2 separate regions of the Mus musculus genome follow, and region 2 is linked to region 1. The links are chromatin loops, found by intact Hi-C in ENCODE. Cell type or tissue: left cerebral cortex. All regions are shown on one strand. Each heading gives the region's core, and the rest is flanking DNA. Links, peaks and the distances in the headings are about the cores only.

The links. A loop is a pair of places that touch in the nucleus more often than their neighbours do. Peaks named below come from ENCODE experiments on the same cell type or tissue, not always from the same donor. Only the 100,000 strongest peaks of a DNase experiment are listed, where the experiment ranks them.
Region 2: it touches region 1 in a loop (8-fold over the local background); 4 of 42 quality-filtered maps call a loop at or near these places.

What each region holds. Positions count from the first base shown.
Region 1 is chr4:46,195,298-46,203,595 of GRCm38, reverse strand. It overlaps Xpa (xeroderma pigmentosum, complementation group A), which reads left to right and starts at 7,285. Exons shown (of 6, transcript NM_011728.2): 1 at 7,285-7,547. The coding sequence starts at 7,376. It overlaps Gm31617 (a long non-coding RNA gene), which reads right to left and starts at 1,168. Exons shown (of 3, transcript XR_390536.3): 1 at 1,036-1,168. In left cerebral cortex, for the core only: no CTCF peak of the experiment used is centred there; a DNase peak (open chromatin) is centred at 7,276; H3K4me3 peaks cover 1,591 bases; H3K27ac peaks cover 1,714 bases.
Region 2 is chr4:46,646,792-46,655,838 of GRCm38, reverse strand. Tbc1d2 (TBC1 domain family, member 2) reads left to right here and starts at 5,640. Exons shown (of 13, transcript NM_198664.3): 1 at 5,640-6,170. The coding sequence starts at 5,805. In left cerebral cortex, for the core only: a CTCF peak has its summit at 5,662; a DNase peak (open chromatin) is centred at 5,598; H3K4me3 peaks cover 2,061 bases; H3K27ac peaks cover 801 bases.

The DNA of each region.
Region 1 (8,298 bases), core at 5,799-8,298:
GTTTTAAAAATCAGTAATATTGAGGTGAAATTTGCCACAGTGTAAAATGAGGGAATGCAAAGCTAACAGTCGAAAGTCGTCTTACAAGGGCATATACAGACTGGTGGTCACTCAAGCAGGACATAGAACAGTTCTGTTTCCCGGGAAGTCCCCCCACATCCCTTTGCAGCCAGCCTTCCCTGTTTCTCAGGCAACAGCAGGTCACCTGAACTTTGGTATTCTAGTTTAATTTCAACAGCTTTAGAAATTTCCAGAAATGGGAATTAAGCTGTATGTATTCATCAATTGAGAGCATATATATAGTTAAGACCTTATTAAATATGAAAGACTTCATTCACCCAAAACGATGTTGTAGAGATTTATGTTTCAGTACCAATAATTCATCATATTTAATATATAATGTGCGTCTGTGTCTGTGTTGTGAGTGGGGATTAAGGTCTCAACTCTCTGCTTTCTGCTCAGCAGATTGAAAGCACCCCAGCCCTGAGCAGCCTCTGGAGCCAGGCGGGTTCTCTGGCAGCTCATAGACCCGCATTTCCCCCTCCACGGGCGGCAGCTCCCGTCTCAGGTGAGAGCCACCCTGCTCGCTGCCATTGTTCTGCGAGTGACAGCCTCCCGGGCAAAAGCAGAGCCGTCAACCTGAGGGCTGTCAACTGCACACAAGAATTCCTTTCTTTGTCAGGCTGGGTGGTCTCTGTGGCTGCAGCGGCAACCTGCACAAAAGGTTTGGAAAAGCATCGTGCTACTGCAGGAAAACACGCCGCCACCCAGGTCTCTGAGAGCACTCCTTTGTGAGATTGGGATGAACCGATGCGCCTTTCCCTGGACCCGGACCAAATCACCACGCAGCCTGGGGCCAGGGCGTGCAGAAGTCAGCTAGATCCCGCTCCTCCCGGACCTCCGCACCTGGATGCTGTCCCGCACTGATTTCTACCAGAACGTTGGTGACAGACAGCTAGAAGGTTCCTGTAGAGGTACCCTGGCCTCACCATCTTGGCCTCCAAGAAAGGAAGATTTCAGACAGATTGTCATTACCAAGGTCAAACAGCCCCCAAATTCCATCCAGAACAAGTGCCCAAGTACAGAGCTTTCCTCGTTGACGATGCGATTTGTATCACTCCTAATCTGCTTGTGTTAGATGATGGCTCCCAAGTGCAGTGCAAAGTGTAATTTAATTTATAACTTCCCAGCCAACTAGGAGTGAGGTCACTAGGTGGGGTTTGGTTTGGTTTAGTTTGGTGCCCCCTACTGGCTATTGCTGACAACAGCCATTGCCGATAACTGCCAGGACCTTGAACACACTTGTGGGTAATTTCATCCGCATTTTATAGGTAAAGAAATTGAGGCTTATGGAGAAGACATAACCTGTCTAACTCACTGAGATTGGTTAAGACTCAGAGTTTAATGGGATTCCATGCCCCCGCCTCCTAGTAAGTAGCCCTTTCCTTTTAAGGCTCTATAAATACTTCAACTATCATGAGGCATATCTGGGAGTCTGCTGCTGCAAGGGTGATATGTTCAGGCCACAGATCAGCCAAGTCCATGCTCATGGATCAACCGCTGAGCAGTGCAGGTCAGGGCTGGTGAGCAGGGCTAAGAGGACCATGGTGGAGATGCTGGGGAAGAAGTACAAGATAGCACATGTTTCCTATCTTTGGTGTCAACCATTAGAGAATGAAGGTTTCACATTAGAACCCTGGGTTTTTTAGCTCCTCTTTAACAAAGTGCAGGCCCTGGCCTCTTTGGGCCTGCTCCAGCCTGTCACCGAAGCCTGCCTCCCTCTTTATTGTCCTCTTAGACTGAGGGTGACTGGCAGGTACCATTTCACCTTGAACATATGCTAGATTTCTTTTTATGAAACGAGAACAATAGCCAGGCATGGTGGCACACACCTGTAATCCTAGCTACTTGGGAGGGTGGGGCAGGAGGACAGCAAGTTCAAAGCCAGTCTAAGCAACTTAGCGAGATCTTGTCTCAAAGGAAAACGTTCTGAAAGAGGGTGGGGGTAGGGATGGAGCTCGGTGGAGATGCGCCAACCAGCACACTCCAAGCCGCAAACACACAGCATCAACAAAGCCAAGTTCACTTTTGAAAATCAGGTATTTATCAAAGAGAGAGCCCAAGAGACAGGAGTCGTGTGATTTGAGAGAAATAGGACATTTCATCAAAAACTAAGTTCGGAAGGCTGGGGAGGTGGTCTAGCAGTGTGCAAACTGGCAACCTGAGTTTGATCCCTAGAACTTATGGTGGAAAATCAAGTCCCCAAAATTGTCCTCTGGCTCCCACACGTGTGTGCACAAACATAATAATAATAAAAATAATAAAATAGGAAACAAATAAAGCTGAAAGAACTGCAGTGTCATACAGCAATCCCACTGGGAATTTAGAGTAGAAGTCTAGTATTCTGACCATGAATAAGTATGTGGATCCCATGCATGTTAACTGATTTAGTCATTGCACAATGTACAGGATCTTGCTATGTCACCCAGGCCAACCCGGAATGCATGGTAATCCTCCTACTTCAGCCTCCCAAGTGCTGGGATTACAGTGGTTAGTCATCGCGCCGAGCTAGAAATATTTTTAAATTAAAAATGTGAAGGGAGGGGCAGGGGATGTGGCTGTTCGTAGAGTGCTTGTCACAAACGCCCGAAGCCCTACGTTTGAGTCTTAGCACCACATAAAACAGACATGGTGGCGCATGACTTGGGAGGTTGATGTAGGAGGAGCTAAAGCTCGAGGCTATCCTTGGCTAGATGTTAAATCTGAAGCCAGCCTAGGATACATAAAAAGGAAAACAAAACAAAACAAAATAAAACAAAACAGAATACAAGTTTGTGAGGAAGCGAAGAATTTCTAAATGATTGAAAGATAAATGCCCAACCTCCCTAAGCTGTCTGCTATGGTTTGAATCTGAAATGTCTCAGATAGATGGATGCATTCAACACTTCATCCCCAGAGGGAGGGAACTTGACAAAACAGGGCCCAGCTGAAGGAAGCTTGTCACCAGGGATGTGCCTTTAAAAGTACATCTGGTTGGAGCGAGCGGCTCCACTCCACTGTGCCATTCCCACCATGACGGGCTGCAACCTTCCACACTGGGAGCCAAAGAAGTAATTCCAAGCCCCTCACCCCTTACTGTCCATACCAGGTATTTTGTCATGGTGGCGGAAAGTCTAACACAGGCTCCTGCCAGCTTGAGCCGAGCTCCCTGCATAGGAGTCTGGTGGAGCTTTGATGCCTTCTTGTCCGTGTGGATCAGACCCTCACCCTATCGACACTTCTGTCTCTAACATCTGAGAATCGTGGTGGCTGGAGGCAACTCTGAATGTGATCACGGCTGGGAGTCTGGGAGCTCACACTGCCTGTGGCCACAAAGGTCAAGCAGAGACAAGAACTCTATCAGGATGTTATGGCTTATCCAGAGAACAGATAAAATAAAGCAGAGAACAGATAATTCCTGAAGGTAGCAGATTTACATCTTAAACTTTATTGCATTTACTAATTTATTTGTGCATGCGTGTACCACGGCACATGTGACTTTCTGCTACCACATGGGTCACAAGGATTAAATTCAAATTGTCAAGCTTGGCAACAGGCACCTTTCCCTGCTGAGCCATCTCCTTGGTCCCCGGTTACCAATTTAAAAAGCAAGCAAGCAAGCAAACAGACAAACACCTGCCTTCCATCTCATCTCCATCTAGGAAGCTTTATAGGGAAGGGGTGGGAAGAAAGTCTGTCAGTCATTCCAAAGCTCCGTCTTGCCCCTCTGGATTCACACTCCGAAGGCGGTGTCCGTGACTCTCATTATCATCCTTTGTATCCCTTGCTTGCTTTCTATGAAATTCCATCCTATGAATGCCTGGGCTCAGACACTTCTTGAAACATGGGGTTGAGTTAGTATCTGGCAGTGTGAACTTTGGGCTTCTCCAGGGGCATCTGGATTGATAGGAAGAGGTGTGAGCCCCAAACAAGCAAAGCGCTAACAGCGTGCTCACGCTAACGTATTAATAAGTACACGTCGAGACTTCTCTGCCACCTGGCAGAGTACAAGTGTGTCTTTCTAGTATGGAATATGAAAGTGTCCCTATCTGTCCCTCCTGTCCTGTATCCCTGGGTCTGGTAGTTATTGAAGTGAGATGAATGTTCAGACAAATGGGAACAAAATGAACCCCCAGCCCACCCTGTGCCTTTGCTCCATGGATGTCACACCCAAAGCAGTAATCTTTTGGATTGGCTCGTCCAGACTTTCTTGGTAGATAAGGGTCACTTAGCTCTCTCCTCTGCACTCTGGCCACACAAATGGCTTTCTCACTCCCTAGGGGAATTCTCTAGAACTGCTGCAGACTCCGTAAGTATTCTCAACAGTTGCTTTGGAAAGCACAGCAGGAGTTTGTTTGTTTTAAAAGATTTATTTATTTTACATATATGAGCACACTGTAGCTGTACTGATGGTTGTGAGCTATCATGTGGTTGCTGGAGATTTGAATTCAGGACCTCTGCTCACTCTGCCTCGACCCCGCTTGCTTTGGTCTAAAAATTTATTTATTATTATATCTAAGTACACTGTATCTGTCTTCAGGCACACCAGAAGAGGGCACCAGATCGCTTTATTCGTTGTTGTGAGCCACCATGTGGTTGCTGGGATTTGAACTCAGGACCTTCGGAAGAGCAGTCAGTGCTCTTAACTGCTGAGCCATCTCTCCAGCCCACGGCAGTTCTTTAGAATGTTAGACACGGAGTCTCCGCATGCTTCAGCAATCCATGCCCACGTCTGGATCCAACAGAGACAGCATATGCTAGTACCTGGATGCTCACAGCAGGGGTGAGGTGACTGTTAAAGGTTGTGGGGTTTGTTTCTAAACTGACAAGAAAGAATGTTCTAGAGTGGGCTGTGGTGACATTTGTACAACCTGTGCCATATTGAACATGACTAGACTGCTTTAAATGGGTACATTGGAGAGCACGTGAACTGGGTCCGAGCAAAGCTAGTTAGGACACATTGCCTGTGTGAGGAGGGATCTGTCGATTTGCTCAGGGTTGTATCCTCATTGATTTCTGGTGACTGCAAGGACGTTCAACAGTTGGACAGATGATGCCCACTCTGGGCCAGCCCTCCTGGTTCCCGGATGCCAGAGGATGCTGCCTTAAGCCCAAGTGCATTTGGTACCCATTCAGAGCTCCATCGGTCATTAAAGATGGATGGCGCTGGTTGGGGGATGGGCTGAGGGCGAGGGATAAGTTTCAGAAGAGCAAAGAAGGAATATCCAGTTGAAATATCAAGAAAGAGCTTCAAGGTGTGGAGAAGAGAGTCCTTTCAGATAAGAGTGTGACAGGTGGTCATGTGACCAGACCAGATTAGACCGGAAGCTCCAGGAGAGGAAGAATAGGACTAATTCATTGCTGTGTGCTGGGTCCTCAGCCCGGGAGCTCTCAGTGACATGAAAACCTGCTCAAAGACATGCTTCTGTTGTGAGTGGGTGCCAGTGATGGCCAAGGTGACTGCATTTAAGGGCCAAAACCTCAGGGAATCAGAGGAAAAACAGCCCAGTCATGCACACAGAGAGACAGTCTGAGCACGGCCTCTGTCCGTGTCTTACCCCATCTTCCTGGATTCCCTTTTTCAGAGTCTACTTTCCTTCAGTTCCATTGGGGTTTCAATGCTCTCTGTCCTTTACGCAGCTTCCTTGTTTAGTCAGGATCTGTCAGTCTGGGAGGTGAAGGAGGTATAATGTGGGAAAGTGGATACAGTCATGGTTTCCTCGAGACAGGATGGGAAGAGGCAAGGACAGGGCCCCTGGTTTGCTGTCCCTGCCCTTTTTCCTTTTGTACCCCCACCAAGTGACTCATGTGTTTTGCTCTGAGCAAACCCGTAGCCTTTGTCACCCAGTGGAGTGTACAGATGAGGGCGAGCACTCTTCCTTTCTGAAGAGGGAGACTGCTTTGAGCTGAGGCGCCAGCTCACAGTTCAGACCTGGTTACCTGAAACTCTATCACAAAAAGTCCCTGAGCCAAAGGAGAGGGAGTTAACCTGGAAAGGAAGAACAAGTTGCCAAGAGTTTCAAAACACTGGGGCTCAGGACGCACCTGAGCCACACCCTGCAACCTGTCAGATTCGGTGCTTTGTGGGGGAGAGGATTCTGAGCACTGGCCACTCTCAGAGGTTATTTTGGGGGAGATCCTGTTACCTCATTCCCTCAGCCACCAAGCCAGAAATGTGCAGAGACTGTGGTGGTCATCACAGGTGCTGCCACTTAAGGTTTGGTGCTACCCAGGGGTGGGGTGGAGGTGGGGTTCTTTATAATTCTGGTGCTCAGATTCCCTGCTCTGGCCAGAAAATACATCCACAGAGTTGCACAATCATCAAGAGTGTCTAGTTCTAGAATTCTCATCACCTCAGGAGGCAGCCTCATACCTACAGAGGAGCATCTCCTCCTGGTTACTCCTTAGCTGCAAACTCTAGGAACCTCTGGACTGCTTTCTGTTATGGCGGGCTTGCTTATTCTGTGAGTTTCACATAAACATATGCATTTGTGAATGGCTTTTTCCTCTTAGAGTAACATTTTCAAAGTTCAGTCATGTCGTAGCATGGACCAGCGCTTCATTTTTCTCATGTTTGAAGAAAAATAGTTCATTGTATGGTAATACTATGCATTGTTTAGCCATTCAAAAGTTGATGGACATTTGGGTAGATTCCAGCTTTTGGTTTTCGGGAGCAGCTATGCTATGAACAAGCCCCCTGGCACATCGGTCCAAAACACGGGGAGTAACAATGTGCATTTCTTTTCCAAAGCCATCTTTGGAAAGATGGCTCACACAGGAGGAGTCACTGCCACATCACGTTTCCCCCACTGGATGAAAACAAGGGTTTCATTTGTGTATAGAATGGCCAGTCTGTTGTCATGGGGCTGTCTGGCTCTCCATGTGGCTATGGCTTTGGCTCTCTACCCATGGCCCGCAGCTGGGTTTGGAGCTCATACCACGTCCCACTTTTCTCTGTTGCCTTCCTGTTTTCTCATGCTTTTTAGCTGTCACACAGCCATTCTTTCCCAATGCTCTTTTCCATGTTCTCTTTACTTTTGGAGACAGGGTCTCATGTAGCTCAGGCTGGTCTGGAACACAGGGATGACTTTAAAGTCCTGATTCTCCCCCATCGCTTAGTCCGGATTGTTTGTCAACAAGTGCACTATCATCTCTTCCGCCACCACTCCTCGGCTGCGCAGGCGTACTGCCTCGCCCTTCATAGGCTTTTCCACCAGGACTCCTCGACTGCGCATGCGTAGCTCTTCTCCTTGCCTGGTGATGGAGTAGGGCCGGGTACTTGTGGCTCCGCTGTTCACCAACAATACGCGTTCCCTTCCTACGGAGTGTGTAGGCGATGGCGACGGCCGAGGAAAAGCAGACGTCACCTGAGCCCGTGGCCGCGGACGAGCCCGCGCAGCTGCCGGCCGCCGTACGCGCGAGCGTGGAGCGGAAGCGACAGCGGGCACTGATGCTGCGCCAGGCTCGGCTGGCTGCGCGGCCCTACCCCGCGGCGGCGGCCACCGGAGGTGGGGTCCCCTCCACGGGCGCGCGTAGGGCCTCCCTCCCGCGGGTTTGTGACCGCATCCCGGGCCTTCCCGCTGCGCCTTGGCCGCCCGCTCTGGCTCGGTGTGCGGGAACAGCCGAGCACGCCCGCGTCTCTGTGGTCCCTGGCCTTCCCTGTCGTGCCCTTTGCCCGGCACGTCTATGGTGCAGAGCTTTCAGCCTGCGCCGTCTCCCAGGCCAGCACCCAGCAGAACTGACCCTGACCCAGTCTTTTACATGGGCCGCGCCTTCCAGGGCTCAAAGTAGAATAACACTCGCAGAGCCTAGCACTTGGGAGTTACTCTATTGTATTCTTATGGACACCTTGGAAAATGGAAAGGGCAGGGCTTGGTAACCCTGTTTTACTGAGTGGCATGTTGCCCTGGGTTCATTTTGGCTATACTTGGCATTTTAGGGTAGCCCCTGTCTTGCTGTTTTCCGGTTTTAATGTCCGTTGTGCTTTAGGCTGCTGGTATTGCTCTTTGGAGTAATTCACCCGAGTTATTTCTACAAAAGTAATTTACTTCTTTTCAATCCCTCTTTCACAACTCCACTATATATATATATATGTGTGTGTGTGTGTGTGTGTGTGTGTGTGTGTGTGTATGTATATACATATATACATATACACACATATGTATGTATATATTTATATATATATACACACACATATGTGTGTGTGTGTTAAGTACTTGTTTTGGCAGCAGGTATAAATAATAATGCGTATATTTTATG
Region 2 (9,047 bases), core at 4,424-6,923, 450 kb before region 1:
GGCCTTCTCATGAATATAAAGAAAGGACTTAATTCAACCATCAGCAAGCCAGAAAGTGAGGAGTTCTTCTTTCCAGCATTCCCATGAAAGCGAAACTCTCCTGGGCTGTGTCCTTACACCCATTCTACAAGATGTTGGATGACATATATAGACACAGATAGATATTCTGGCTTTTTTTTTTTTTTGAGATGGAATCTGCTGTATTCTAGTCTAGCCTCAAATTCACCTTGTAACTGAAAATGCCTTGACCTTCCCTCTTCCAACCTTTGTCTCTCAGATGCTAGGATTACGTGGGTATACTCCTCCCATACATGTTTATGTAATTCTGGAGGTAGGAGCAAGGGCTAGGACTTTGAACCCAGAGTCCTGTGCATACAAGGCAGTCACTCTACCAACATGTCCACACACCTAGATTTCTTAAGGGTAGCTAAAAAGATTGGCTCAGCAGTTAAGTGCAGAGACCCCAAGTTCAGTTCCCAGCACCCACATGGGGAGCTCACAGCTACCTGCAAGCCCAGCTCCAAGATGTCCAGTGCCTCTGACTTCTGGGTGTGTCTACAACTCAAGAGCACAAGTTGACACACAGACATGCGCATATAATTTAATAAATAAATCTTTTTTTTAATTTTTATTTTCTAAGAAAACTTCTCAATTAACCTGTTTTGATGTGTGACCCCTGTCCCCAACAGTTTGTGGGTTTTATTTCATGGTGCTGGAGATTGAACCCAGCCCCTTGTGGGTTGTGAGGTGTGCATGCACATTTGCCAGACATGCTCTAGCACTGAGCTACCTCCCCAAACCCTTGACTGCTTGTACGTCCAAAAAGTATCTGAATCATTCACAGGCAGAAGTATTACCCCTCTGGCTAAGACAGAAATGGTTTGTCCAAGCCGTCACCACAAAAACCTGGTATGAAGTGTTAAAAACAGGCCTAAGTCTGTGTCTTCTATAGCCAGGGTGATCTGTGACAGTTCTTTCTTTAGTCTTCTGTTCTTCCCTTTTTAATTCCCGTCTTTGTTTCCTCCCGTATGTGTGTGGGGGGTACACATATGCCTGTAGGGGCCTGGAGTTGATCCCATTCATTGCATTGCACAACCATTCTCCACTTTATTAAAGCAGGTCTCCTACTGGACTCAGAACACGCAGCTTCTGAATGTCTGGCTGGATAGCTTTCGCCAGGGTCCCCTCTCCCAAGTGCTGGAATGATGGGGAGCCATCACATCTACCCAGCCTTTACTGCTAAACTGGACCTAGGAGTCCAAACTCCAGTCTCCATGTTTTCGGGGCTGGTGCTTTATCCACGAAGCCATCTCTCCACAATCCCCTCCCCCTCTTCTTCTTGACAGGAGTAAAGAGACACAAACAAAACAACTCATATATAGCACAGGCTACCCTTGAACTTGCTATGGAGTGTGCTGGCCTTAAACTCCTCTTCCTTCCACCCCTACCTTCCAAGTACCATCAACTGCAGCCTTGTGCATAGCTGTCTCAAGGTGTCCTCGGAGTGTCCCAGATGGCTGGCTCAGGCATGAAGACAGTTGGGATCACTGTGTGACTGGTAGTCTTTATGGCTATAAAGATGGGCAGCAAAGATGCTGTATGGTTTCTATAAACTCAGCCCAGGGAGTATCACTTTTACAAGGTGTGGTCCTGTTGGACAGGATGTGGCCTTGTTGGAATAGGTGTATCACTGTGAGTGTGGGCTTTAAGATTCTCATCCTGCCAGGCGTGGTGGCAACGCCTTTAATCCCAGCACTTGGGAGGCAGAGGCAGGCGAATTTCTGAGTTCGAGGCCAGCCTGGTCTACAAAGTGAGTCCCAGGATAGCCAGGGCTACACAGAGAAACCTTGTCTCGAAAAACCAAAAAAGAAAAAAAAAAGATTCCCATCCTATCTGCCTGGAAGTCAGTCTTCCACCAGCAGCCTTCAGAAGATGTAGAACTCTCAGGTCTGCCTGCACCATGCCTGCCTAGATGCTGCCCTGCTCCTCCTCAATGATGGACTGAATCTCTGAACCTGTAAGCCAGACCAATTATATGTTGTCCTTTATAAGAATTGTCTTGGTCATGGTGTCTGTTCACAGCAACAAAACCCTAACTAAGACAGAAGCCAATAGCTTCTAACTAGAAAGCCATGTCCCCCACTCTGGTGTGTTTATTTACAGGAATATAAACATGAGAAGAGTACTTATAAACTTAGCATATCATAAACATTAACAGTGTAGGGAATCTCGAAACCAGCTCAACACACCCCAAGACACAAACCTCAACACACAGGACATTTATTTGTCCCAGAGGGGAAAATGGCAGGGAATATGAAACAAAGACTGGAGACAGAGGATGAAGGAGAAGAAGAGAACAAAGGAGAGGGGAAAAAAATAGGTGAGGGAAAGGGGTAAGGGTTATTTGTACTGGAGGACAAAGAGCTGCCCCTGGATAGAGATGAGACAAATGTTGCACATAGGAAAATGGCAATTTATAAAAGTATAAGGGGAAACCCTGTGTTAGGATGAGGTTTTCATTTTAATTCGGCAATGTTAATTAGGTGAGCAAAAGGGTTTTTGTTTTTTTGTTTTTTTAATTTCTGGACTTCATTGGTCACTTAAGATCCATCCTTTGTAACCCTGACAACAGCTGTTCTGAGCTTGGTCTCTATGAGTTAACTAATTTATATGTGCCCTCTGAGCCTGGCTTCTTTCACTTAGAAAAATATTCAAATTCACCCATGTTGTTCCAAAACAAAACCAAAACCCCAGGATTTTCTGACTTTTAAAGATCTACTTTGCAAATCAAAAATACTACAATCTAGAGAAATTGAACAGCTTCCCAAAGCTCACAATTGTGATTGTGCTAAAATTCTAATAGCGGAGTCCATGAACGCTTGTGACTTACCTGAGTGGGGATTCCTGGTAAGAACAGTGTTTTAGGGGCTTCTCCCCTCTCCTATCCAATTACTTATAATGGCCACTTGTACCCTTTAAACTTAAATGGTGGGAGGGTATGTGGATGTGGGTGCACCCGTGGATGGCTCGGGTGTGTCAGTGAGAGGGCTGTAGGAGTCAGTTCTTTCCATTTACCTTGTGGGAGTCAGGGACTGAAGTCACCTCAGTCAGACGCTGCAGTGAGCGACTTATCCACTGAGCACCCCGACAACACCATGTCCTCCTTTACCTAGTTACACAGGGAATTTGATTTTATTCCTAAGGCTTGAAAGAAATTGTCATTAATTTAAAAATTACATTGTGTGTGTGTGTGTGTGTGTGTGTGTGTGCTTGCACAAAGGTCAGATGGTACCGTTTTGGAGTCTGTTCTCTCCTTCTGCCGTGTGGGACCAGGGACAGAACTCAGGTAGGTCATCAGCTTGAGCAGCAAGCACCTTGACCCCAGCCATCTACACAGCCCAAGACTAACTTGTCTGTATTATTTTCACACATTATGTCATTGTGGTCAAGGTATTTGCAGATTCTTTATGGAAACCAAAAAAATCTCTTTCTGACCTGGAACATAAGAGATTGGATGTTCTCTACGAGAGTCAGCCTTATCACAGAATTCTTGGAACTTATTTCCTTTCTACTGACTCTTGTAAAGTCTGAAAGCAGTATGAAAGCCCATTGCAGCCAGGCACGGAGGTGCATTCCTATAATCTCAACAGTTCGGAAGTGGGCTCAAGAGGGTAGCAAGGTAAAAAACTGGGAAAATTATTCAGCTACAGGAAGCAGCCTTTCACTCCTGAGTCTGGTTGAAGTCTCTTGCTTGCTGAGAATATCAAGATGAGGAACAACTGCTTCAGGCCTTTCTCTCTTCCTATTGGTAAACCTGTAATTTTTTAGGAATCTTACTAGAAAGCCCCTCTGGGGTAAGAGATGTTCTAAGTGTCTTGTGTAACTCTAATTGATCCTGGCTTTATCTTATCATATTGTAATTCCAGCCAAGGTACCTCCAGAGCCAGTCTCTCACTATTGGAAAGGAGGTCCAAAATAAAATTTCTTAGTAATCCTTTGAGATGTCACTTGAAGCCACCAAAATAGTACATATGGCTAGAGCTAAGTCCCTAAAGTAAGACTGTGAGAAGTCCACACTCATACTCTAGGGTCTCCTGGGCACCTTTTTAAAACACTCCGATCTGCTTCTTACTGGTTCATCCGCAAGCTCGTCTCTGCAATACAGGTGAGGATTCAGTTTCATGTGGGTTGTGGTCCCTAAAGGTTTGCGAGAACTCACAGCTGCTGTGTCTGGCTCTGCTGCCAATGGCAGGACTGTTCAAAATTCAAAGTCATATTTGGCTACACAGCAAGCTTGAGCCCAGCCTGTGCTGTATGAGATCCTGTCTTAAACAATAATTTAATTGTAGCATTTTCCAGTTTTCAGTGGTGTGAATTCTGCTAAACACCCTATTGTCCTCTTGGTGGCTTACAGCTTTTAAGTCGTTTATTGACTTTCAGTTGCAGCCAACATTTAATGAAGACTCACCCTTTTCTACCTTCTGTATTTGGAGCTTCGGGCATACTATCAAAAACAGTTCTGAGGATAGACAGGTGTGGATCAAGGAAGTACTGAAGGATTTCTTAAAAATGCAAAATTATCAACAGAGGTACGATGGCCAATGTTGATTTGGGATGAGAAAATAATCTGTTTCCAATAAAAAAGACCCCCCCGCCCCCGCGCGAGCGCCTGGTATTTAGTAGACAATACTGATTTGTAACCTTCCCCATCTACAAAATCCAACGCCCAGTGGCCTCTCCAAGTCTAGGAGGGCTCCTTAGTTTCACCATAAATTCTCTTGTTGTGGAGGGAAGGGTAGGTGTGAGCCCTGCCCATCCTTATGTGAGAAAACCTTAGCAAAGTCGCTCAACGATAGAGAATCTTAAAAATATACAGGTACTCAGAGAGGGTCGCTACTGCCATACTTCCACTAAAAAACCCTTGCCTGTAAACGGATCGCACAAGGGAGTTGAGGTGACGGGCAAAGTAACCGGCAAGAAAGATGAGACTCCAGAAGAGAGGTGAACCAGAACAAGGTGTATCGATCTAGTGGCGAAACACGCCTCGGGGCGCTTTGGTAAACTGAGGCAGGAGGTTGAGGGAATCAGTTGGATCCTAGCCCTGCTATTTAAAGCTCTGCTCTGTCCTCGCGGTGCTCCGCGTTCCCGCCAGTGCAACAAGGCGCCCGAGGTAAGGCGACTGGGGCTGTAAGGTGAAATGCGAGCCGAGGCAGGGGTGGTGGAGGAGGTGGTGTCCGACCAGAGCGATCGCGGGAGGTGACTGGGAAAACTTCCAAACTTTTAGGTTCAGGATCGGAAACGGAGCGCTCGGCCAATGGCTGCGCGATGCGCCGTCCCGCGGTGACTCGCGCGGCACCCGTAGAGTGGCGGCTGGAGAGGACGCCATGCTCCAGCGCCTCCACGCGAACCCCACGGCCACGTAGCTTGGCCTGGCTTCCTGCATCCCTCCCCACGCTTAAAGCGCCTCGGAGAAAGAAAAAGCCTTGTTTTTAAACAGAGGCGCCCGCACGCGCCGCGGGCGAACGAAGCAACATGGCCGACAGCGCGGAGGAAAAGCCGGAAGTTGGCTTGGTGGGCGGGACCCGGGGCGGTCCTCGCGTGACAGGGGCGTGGCCTGCCGTCCTGCGCTGAGTTTGCTGTCAAGTGTCTAAGGCGCTCTCTCCGGCGCCGGCAGGGGTGCTCTCCGCCTTCTTCTAGGGGCTGGACCGGACCGGCTCCGCCCCAGCCAGGTATCGCCGGTTCCCAGGTGCCCGTCGGACCTCCCGCATTCCAGTGCCGCAGGCCTGTGCAGCGGGCCAGCAGCGATGGAGGACGCCCCCGAGCGCACTCCCTCTTCCTCGGAGTCCACACAGCCTCCGGGCTTGGCCAGGGAGCCCGAGGTGGTATCTCCCGGGGATTCGGAGGGCTGCGCCCGGCCTCTAGACACGGTCCCTAAGAAACTCTGTGGGTATTTAAGTAAGTTTGGCGGCAAAGGACCCATCAAGGGCTGGAAATGCCGCTGGTTCTTCTACGATGAGAGGAAGTGCCACCTGTATTATTCGCGCACCGCGCAGGATGCAAACCCCTTGGACAGCATCGATCTCTCCAGTGCGGTCTTTGACTGTAAGGCGGACGCTGAGGAGGAGGGCACTTTTGAAATCAAGACTCCCAGCCGGGTTATTACCCTCAAGGTAAGTGGAACTCCGCACTTTACAGCTCGAGCTAGTTTTCAGGGCCAATGCATGGCCACCGCAAATTAACCCGGACGGTGATCACCATCCAGTCAGTGCCCCAGAGCCTGGAGCTGTCCCACTTAGCTTTCACACCATTTCCTTATTGCCTTCCCACAGGCAAGGGTGAGGGACTCCTTTTATGCATTAAGAAACTGATTCATAGACAAAAGGGAATGGCCCAGCCCAGGCATTTACAATGCTGTGGCTCACTTTTTGGAATCTTCCAGTGCTGTTATCAAACCTGGTATTGAAGCAGTCAGGGTACTGTGGTTGCACTCGCTGAGGCCAGGATCTGATTCATATCTTGGTGTTTTGGCCAACGGGAGGGAATGCAGACATGGGTAGGGATTAGGAAGGAAAATATGTAAGTTCACTGATGGGCCTAGATTGTTCATCCAGGCATGCCTGAACTAGTGAGTTCTTAGTAAATGCCTTTTGAATAAACACGTATGCACACACGGAGTGATGGAGCCACAGGTCAGAACCTATCTATCATGTTAAGGGGAAGTGTCCTGTTACCTGTCTGGGAAGATGGATGTGGGCTTAGGTTAGTTCTCTAGGCAGAGGAGTGCAAGGATGAAGGTCTTTCTTTCCACTGCCTGGTCTCTGTCTCCCTATGTCCTCAACCTGCAGCTGTTCAGATACTAGGATGCCGGGAGGTGTAGTTCTCCTTTCCTGGCAGTGTGGCCAGTTGGCTAGGCTGGAATCCAATTTTTAAACAAGAAAGGACATTTTAGAGGTCATGTGGGCTTAGGTCTTGTGTTCCTTCCACAAGACAAGTGCTGTTGGTCAGGGTCCCTCAGCACATGATTTATTTATTTATTTTTATTTTTTTGGTTAGTCCATACATATGCCTGGCTCTGTGCTAGGCTTTGGGGTGTGGATCAAGTCAGACTTGCTCAACTCTGCACCGCATTCTCAAACAGCTCGAGGTGTGATGGGGAAACTGGCAGGCATGGGTAAGTGCCTCATGGAGACTCTGCGAAGAGTTTGGACAGTAACAGTGTGGTGACAGAGGGATCGGCTCCTCCAAATGAGGAGGGGAGCTTTTCAGAAAGACATCGTCACTTTAAACAAGTGGTGATGGGAGAGAGACGATGATGCTGAGAGAGCATAGGCAGACAGGTGGGAAACATAGTGTAAGTACGAGTCACAGGCAAGCAACAGGAGCCTGGCATACATAGGTGCCCAAAGGATGGAGGTGAAGGGGGTGACACTGGGGAGTGAGGCCAGGGCCTTGGACTTTGTTTCTAGGCTGTAGAAGCTGTCTGAGAGCCTTAAGCTAAGAGAGTACAATGAGATTAGAGTGCTCAGAGAGCTCAGCCTGGCTGTTGGGCAGAGAGCAAATTGGGATAAGGAGAAGCTGGTAAGCAGAGAGCCCAGGAGGGGATGGTGGCTGAGCAGGAGCTGTGGCCCTGGAGAAAATGCAGATGACAGAGATGTTAGGCCTGTGGATGCAGGGTATAGGAATTGGCAGGTGGCCTGGTTGCAATAGCGCAGACAGAAGAGGCCTCACGGTGAAGAAAACATCCAGACCCGTGCCATCTGAAGTAAACTCTGGTTAGATCTAAGGGCTGCCTCTCGAGTGCTGGCCTGCCCGTCACAGGGTCGGTCTCCGTCGAACATGTCGAATGAGTTCAGGAGTAAAACGAGGTGCTTGTGTCTGTCTGGGGTCTATCGGGTTGTGGTGACGCCTAAGAGAAATGGAAGTGTCGGAGGAACAGAGTGCGGACAGAAAAGACTGGTAGATATTAGTCTGTCTCATTGATATCTGAGTAGCAGGCCAAGGGACTCCATAGAACTTGAGAGTTCTAGTTGAGTTTGTTTCCTTGAGAAACACCATGGCCAAAAGCAATCTGGGGAAGGCAAGGCTTCCTTACACACCATAGTCCTTCCCTGGGGGGCAGGAACTCAAGCAGGAGCCTGGGGGCAGAGCCCATAGTGGCACCCTGCTTACTGGCTTGCTTTCTCTGGCTTGCTCAGCCTCCTCTGTGTAAGCCGAGAGTACAGTGGTTCTCAGTCTGTTGGTTGCAACCTCTTTGGGGGTTGCCTATCAGACATTTACATTACGATTCATAACAATAGCAAAATTACAGTTACGAAGTAGCTATTAAAATAATTTTAGGGCTGGTGAGATGGCTCAGTGGGTAGGAGCACCCGACTGCTCTTCCAAAGGTCCGGAGTTCAAATCCCAGCAACCACATGGTGGCTCACAACCATCTGTAATGAGATCTGATGCCCTCTACTGGAGTGTCTGAAGACAGCTACAGTGAACTTACATATAATAAATAAATAAATCTTTAAAAAAAAAATAAAAATAATTTTATGGTCAAAGGTCCTCACAGCATAAGAAACTGTGTTAAAGAGTCGCAGCATGAGGAAGGTTGAGAACCACTGACCTAGACATGCCTGCCTGGGTATGGCGCCGCCAACAGTGGGCTGAGCTCTCCTCCATGGATCAGTAACTAAGAAAATGCCTCACAGACATGGCTACAGGGCAATATGATCTAGACCATCCTTTGATTAAGTCACAGTTTCCCAGGTGAGTCTTAGTTTGTGTCATGTTGACAGCTGAAGCTCATGGTGACAATCTCTCTCCCTATGCAGGTCACACCTCTCTGAAAGAGAGAGCTTGCCCTGGCTGCTCTGTAGCCTTTGCCACCCTTTCGTAGCCTTGAGGCTGTCTGCTCCAGCAAGCCACCCATCATCTAAGCCCACCAAGGCTTGTACTTTTAAAAGTATATTTAAAATAAACTTCCAGTTTTCAACTGAGAGACCTAGTTTCTGGGGCCTGGGCCACTTATATCCATCTGTGGGAAAAGGCTGGTCACTCCT